Regions from separate parts of the Homo sapiens genome. Here region 2 is linked to region 1. The links are chromatin contacts, found by Hi-C or POLR2A ChIA-PET in ENCODE. All regions are on one chromosome and are shown on one strand. The core of a region is the stretch at or near the end of the contact, and the rest is flanking DNA. Distances in the headings are between cores, read along the strand shown. Region 1 has its middle 110 kb from the start of LINC01206. Region 2 has its middle 31 kb from the start of LINC01206.

The links. Hi-C counts contacts between places; a loop is a spot of excess contacts on that map. ChIA-PET counts read pairs that join two places held with the same protein, here RNA polymerase II (POLR2A). Pooled maps may share reads with other maps.
Region 2: a loop to region 1 is called in a map with no recorded cell type, with 5 times the contacts of the local background. The contact joins two enhancer-like sites. A Hi-C loop is called at or near these places in 1 of 168 maps with a recorded cell type or tissue (astrocyte of the cerebellum), 2 of 37 single-sample maps with no recorded cell type and 2 of 50 pooled maps. POLR2A ChIA-PET finds 5 or more read pairs at or near these places in 2 of 52 experiments (B cell and OCI-LY7).

The regions. Positions count from the first base shown.
Region 1 is chr3:181,837,921-181,840,620 of GRCh38, forward strand. No RefSeq gene overlaps it. Among named protein-coding and RNA genes, the nearest start is that of LINC01206, 110 kb to the right of the region's middle. Within about 2 kb of position 1,316, at least 2 of the 41 ENCODE cell types and tissues checked have a DNase peak (open chromatin) inside an H3K27ac peak, as active enhancers do; they include OCI-LY7, where a contact is called at or near this core.
Region 2 is chr3:181,919,901-181,922,620 of GRCh38, forward strand. No RefSeq gene overlaps it. Among named protein-coding and RNA genes, the nearest start is that of LINC01206, 31 kb to the right of the region's middle. Within about 2 kb of position 1,442, at least 2 of the 41 ENCODE cell types and tissues checked have a DNase peak (open chromatin) inside an H3K27ac peak, as active enhancers do; they include OCI-LY7, where a contact is called at or near this core.

The sequences.
Region 1 (2,700 bases), core at 66-2,565:
CCTGGCTTCTTGACATTCTAGCTGTGTGAACATGGACTTGTAACTTAATGTCCTCTAAACTTCAGATTTCACATACTTAAGGTGAAGATAAATAATACTTATTTCCCTGGGTGAGGATTATACAAGATATGTCTAGGGATGCAGTAGACATACATTCAATGTCAGCTGACTTTGAATCAAGCAGTGTCATTGTTCTGGTTTTTCCTAGGATTTGATTTTTACAGTATTCAGTTTGTTTACTTGTTGAGAAAAATTAAGGGGGGGCAGAGAAATGAAGCAATGGTTGGAGAGAGAAAGGAGGTGTGTTCACATTGAAGATGAGAGTGTGGATTTATAATCTATAAAACTGAAGTTTTCCTTTGAAAATTGCAAAGTGGACTTTGTAGAGGGTGGAGCTCCATGGCGCTTCACATCCTGGCAGCTGGGAATAACTTCCCAAGGACTTAAAAAATTAACAAATTAAAACCACTGTTACTCCTAACTCAAATTCTAACCAGTGTATCCAACACAGTAATGTGAGGTATTTATGTTTGGAACCACTGGATAGGCTAAAAGTTAACTCAGGCTTAAAACTAGTTGACACAAAGCAATTTTGGCTGAACCAAATTGACCTAACAAAATGCAAAATTGTTCTAACAGCGGGATTGTTCATTTCACTCTGTGGGTCCTGAATGCAGTGGAAATCCCCACACTGTCTAATGACATTTCTAGGTATACTGCTCCCCAAATTAGTGCTTTCCTGAATGATAAGGCAGCACTAGAAAATATCAAATGGCCAACACTAAGAAGCCATTCTCATATTACTGCCTCTAGGGTGATTGCATTTCAAAGATGCCAAGTTATAGCAAAGACACACTTTCAGGATGCCCAAGACTTCTAGACAATTTGAGAACACCAGAGTTGCTACAAAAACTTTACAGGAGGCCACTGATTCTCCATATCTATAGTCATTTGGGCCCAGGTAAGTATGGCCTTGAGCAGAAATGCACCAAATTTGTACTTTCTCTACCCTGGCACCAGGATGCTTTGTGTGCTGGAAAGTTCGCATCCATAGTAATTCCCTGTGTTGGACCTGACCTCTCCATCCCAGTTGACTATGGAAGGAAGCCAAAAAAGAGGGGGGTGTTGATGCATTTATTTGCATTTGCCATTTTTATTTGCCTTAGGAACTTCAGACCGCAGGCCTCCTTAAGCATGAACTGTTTGTTAAAGTCTGGTGTTGCCTTTTGTGGACTGGTCTAGCCAAGAGTTGTTTTAACCCAAATGGGGAGATGGGGGTGGGGCTGGGGTGGGGTAAGACATCTGCAGAGCCCAACAACCGTTACCAAGGCCTACCCTGGCTCTGCCCCTACCTGCCGAACGTTAAACAAAGCCCCTGGGAGAACTCGGGCAAGCTGAACACCTTGGTCAAACACGAAGCAAACCACCACCAGGTGTGCTTGCAGAACAGACTCTCCATCAGCGTCCTGTCATGCAGAAAATGTTTATCCAATTTGTCAAGATAATCTTTCCTCAAATAAGCTTTGGGCCTATTCCTTGGAACAGCCTGAATTTAGTCGGTATAATGTAACTCTATTTTTTTTCACCCATTTTCCTTTAATTGCTGTGTCAACTTTTCCCTGGCTTTAAGCAAACTGAAAGTAATTATATCATTCTTAAGTGAGTAATCTTCTGACTGGGTTAGCTGATTCGTGAGTTACTCTAAAATTCTAAACTGTGCTGTTCTTTTTCAAACACATTTTCTTAGATGTTTCGCAAAGTTTGGCTCATCGATGACCCACGGGTGTGTTTATTCTGTCACGTTTCGTGGCTACGCCGTGACTATATTAGGGCATTTGAAAAGAAGTTAAGTGTAGAAATATGAGAAGGGAGAAAAAGGAAACTTCACCTACTAATTTCAGTATTTCTTGGAAATATTACAGTCATTGTAAATAACTTGCAGCTTCAAGCATGAAGAACGTTTGATTAGTGCTTTGAATCATGGTGTAATATTAGAGGCTGGGCTTGATGGACTTAAAAAGCACTCACTTCTTTCATTTCATAATATAGTTTCCTTGCTATTTGACACCTTGTGTGATATTGTTTTGTTTAAAACACAGAAACGCTAAAGGTTACCACATTTTTCTTAGTTCTACTCATTGACATACTCCCACAGAACTCATGATATATTTAAAAATAGAAGGCTCAGCCATCTGGCTATTGGATGGTTTCTATTTTTGTTTCTCTTTGCATTCACAAAGTCTGTTGAGTCTGAAATTCTCTATGTTCTGCCCTATATGTAATTGTGTATACACACACACACACTTTCTCATTTAAATTTAGCCATTATCAATCTGGGTTTGTTTTACCGACCACAGTGACACTTTGGTGGGGACGCTAACCTTGCTTAATTTATGCATTAGTCAAGTCTGCATTAAATCCTAACTCTGAGGATTGTTACCTAAAGTCTAAAAGATGCCAAATCAAAGGCATTTCTTATTAATATATATCACCCATGTTTACTCAGGATTTTCATTAATAGAAATAGGCTCCTTGTCTTGGCTTTGACGAAGCCACAGGACTACAGGAAACTGTAAAGCTCATCTCATGAATCCCCATCATTTTATACCCGAGGAAACTAGGGTCTAGAGATGTAGAGAAAGATCAGTTTAAGGTCACATGGCTAATTAGTAGTAAAATTCCCTTTAGAATACAGATCTC
Region 2 (2,720 bases), core at 192-2,691, 82 kb after region 1:
TTCGAGACCAGTCTGACCAACATGGTGAAACCCCGTCTCTACTAAAAATACAAAAATTAGCCGGGCTTGGTGGCACGCGCTTGTAATCCCAGCTACTCAGGAGGCTGAGGCAGGAGGCCTCCTTGAACTCAGGAGGCGGAGGTTGCAGTGAGCCGAGATCACGCCATTGCACTCTAGCCTGGGTGACAGAGCAAGACTCCATCTTAAAAAAAAACAAAAGCAAAACAAAACAAAAAAACACCCAAATTGGTCATCAGTGAAAAATCAGATTAGCCACGCAAGTTGTCTCAAAGAAATAACTAATATCATCAAAACACAATAATCCAGTGACCTTCCTTAACAGACCAGACCAAGAAATGTAAAGGTAACTTAATTTTCTTAAATGTGTCATGCTACATGCTAAATAAATAAGAACATGAAAAAAAAAGAGTATATGGAAACAGAGGATGAAGTTTCTAAGCGCACCATGCATGTATCTACAACATCACGAATCTCTTAACTTTTCTTCCTCCACCTTCCGTACCCTCCCTGACCCCTAATTAGGATTATGTGTACTTGCCTATGAGTTCTCAAATAGCTAATGATACAAGGCTTTTCCTCAAACTCCTCCTTAGAAACATAGAACTCATTGTCATGAAACAAACATTTTCATATACTTTCTTGGGCAGGCTTTCTTCCCATTTAAAGAAAGCAATATTTACTTTTCAAGTGCTGTGACTAATTTTAGCTGAAAAAATTGGCTTGCTATAACGTGGACATAGCCTGTGGTAATAGGCTAAGTATTTAATTCAGCTTTTGCATCATTCCAGGTAAAGAAGCTGGTGTAAGAATTTTTAAATTTAAAGCAGACTTTTTTTTTTTCTATAGGAAGACTTTCGTATTCATAGTCATTTATATTATAAAATAGCTTCTTATTTACAGCTCCTCTCTCAACATTGACAGGGTAGTAAAAAGAGGCAAAATAAAACATTATCCGGGAGGCTGAGGTGGAGAATCATTTGAATCCGGGGGGTGGAGGTTGCAGTGAGCCAAGATCACATCACTGCACTCCAGCCTGGGGGACAGAGCAAGACTCCGTCTCAAAAAACAAAACAAAACAAAAAACAAAACAAAAAACAACAAAAAACAGAAACAAAAACATTATCAGGTAAAAGCACATGGTGTCTCTTGAATATTATTCGGCAATTTTAAAAGTTTATTCTTTCTGGGAAGAGAGCCTTTAGTCATTTTGCAGAAACCACTCTGGTTTGTAAATTAACTACATAAAACATTTTTAATCTTTGCACCTTGATTTAGTAGTTCCTTACTTGATCAAATTCCTTTTAACATCATGGGAGTTAATGTCTGAATAATTATTTTAGACTTGGGCTCAACACAGATTTCCATATGGGCAAATTCTAGGTAATGGGTGAAAAGTTTTGGTCTTTGTGTGTCAGGTGGAGGAGGAGGAAGTGAAACTTCATAGCTTTAGAAACTAATACATATTTTATTTCTGTTCTGTGTTCGATGGGATTTATAAATAGAACCAGGGGACTACCTGTGGAGGCCACATGTTGTTATATGGAAAAGTGAGACTTTGACATGTGCAAAATCCTGAGCATTATCCTGAAAATCTGTGTTCAGAAAAAACAACCCTTTAATCAGCTGCCCTTCCGATACAGGTGGTCTCCCAGGCAGCTTTTTCTGTGTGAACAAATGAACAAGGAGAGGAATCTGACTGGTCCATTAGTGAATAAGCTGCTTTTGGGGAAAAATGCGAACTGGATTAAGGCTGGATTTTCTAAGAAAGAGGATAGGATCTAAGACCTGGAGATTGGTATTTGGTTTTTACGCACACAATACCCTTTTAGTGATTCTAGTAGATCTAGAAAGGAAGTCTGGCCAACTCTCATCCACATGGGAAGAGGACCTAAAACTAGTACTATGGGAGCCTGAGTAGGCTTGAGGGTAAAGGGTTTGGGCAGGGCTGGCCCAAGGCAAAACTGTGAAGAAGGGAAAGCTTGGTTTCCAGATGAACTCCCAGTCCCAGCCTTACCCCAAGTCCAGGCTCCCAGTAACTTCCAATGGGGGCACCACAATTGTCCTTTCCTGCTTGAGCCTGGATTGCTTGGTTGGGATCCAGATTATAAAAGATGTAAGAAACAGTAAAACAAGCAACAAAAGCCAACAATTTATGTATGTATTTGTGATTATGAAGATAGTAGATGTTAATTACAGAAAATTTGGATATTCAATAAAAAATAAAGAAAATGGGTTACTTTTATCCATCCCTCAGAGTGAATCTTAGCATTTCTGTACATTCTATTTCTATTATACACAAATACATCACACACATTTTGGGCGGGAGTAGGGATATCACAGTTGACCTTTAAGATTATTTTTTCTCTCCTACTCATTAACATTTTTCTGTTCTATATTTCATTCCTTTAAGATCTTGTTGAACACTAGAGGAACAGTCAGTTTTGTGGCAATGTGACATATGCACAACTATACAATAAATATCATAGTTACTATGGCAAAAATGAGATTGGGGAAACACTCAAAAATACTTTGTCAGTGACACATGAAATAAGAGAAAGCTAATAAAAGTGGTAGCACAGTTGTACCCATGTTAAACGGTTAAGCAAGACATAACTTGTACAATAAATATGGCACTATCTCTTGAGAAAAAGCTATTGTTTACTTATGAAGTGGGCATTGGAAGGGTTGTACCTTGTGAG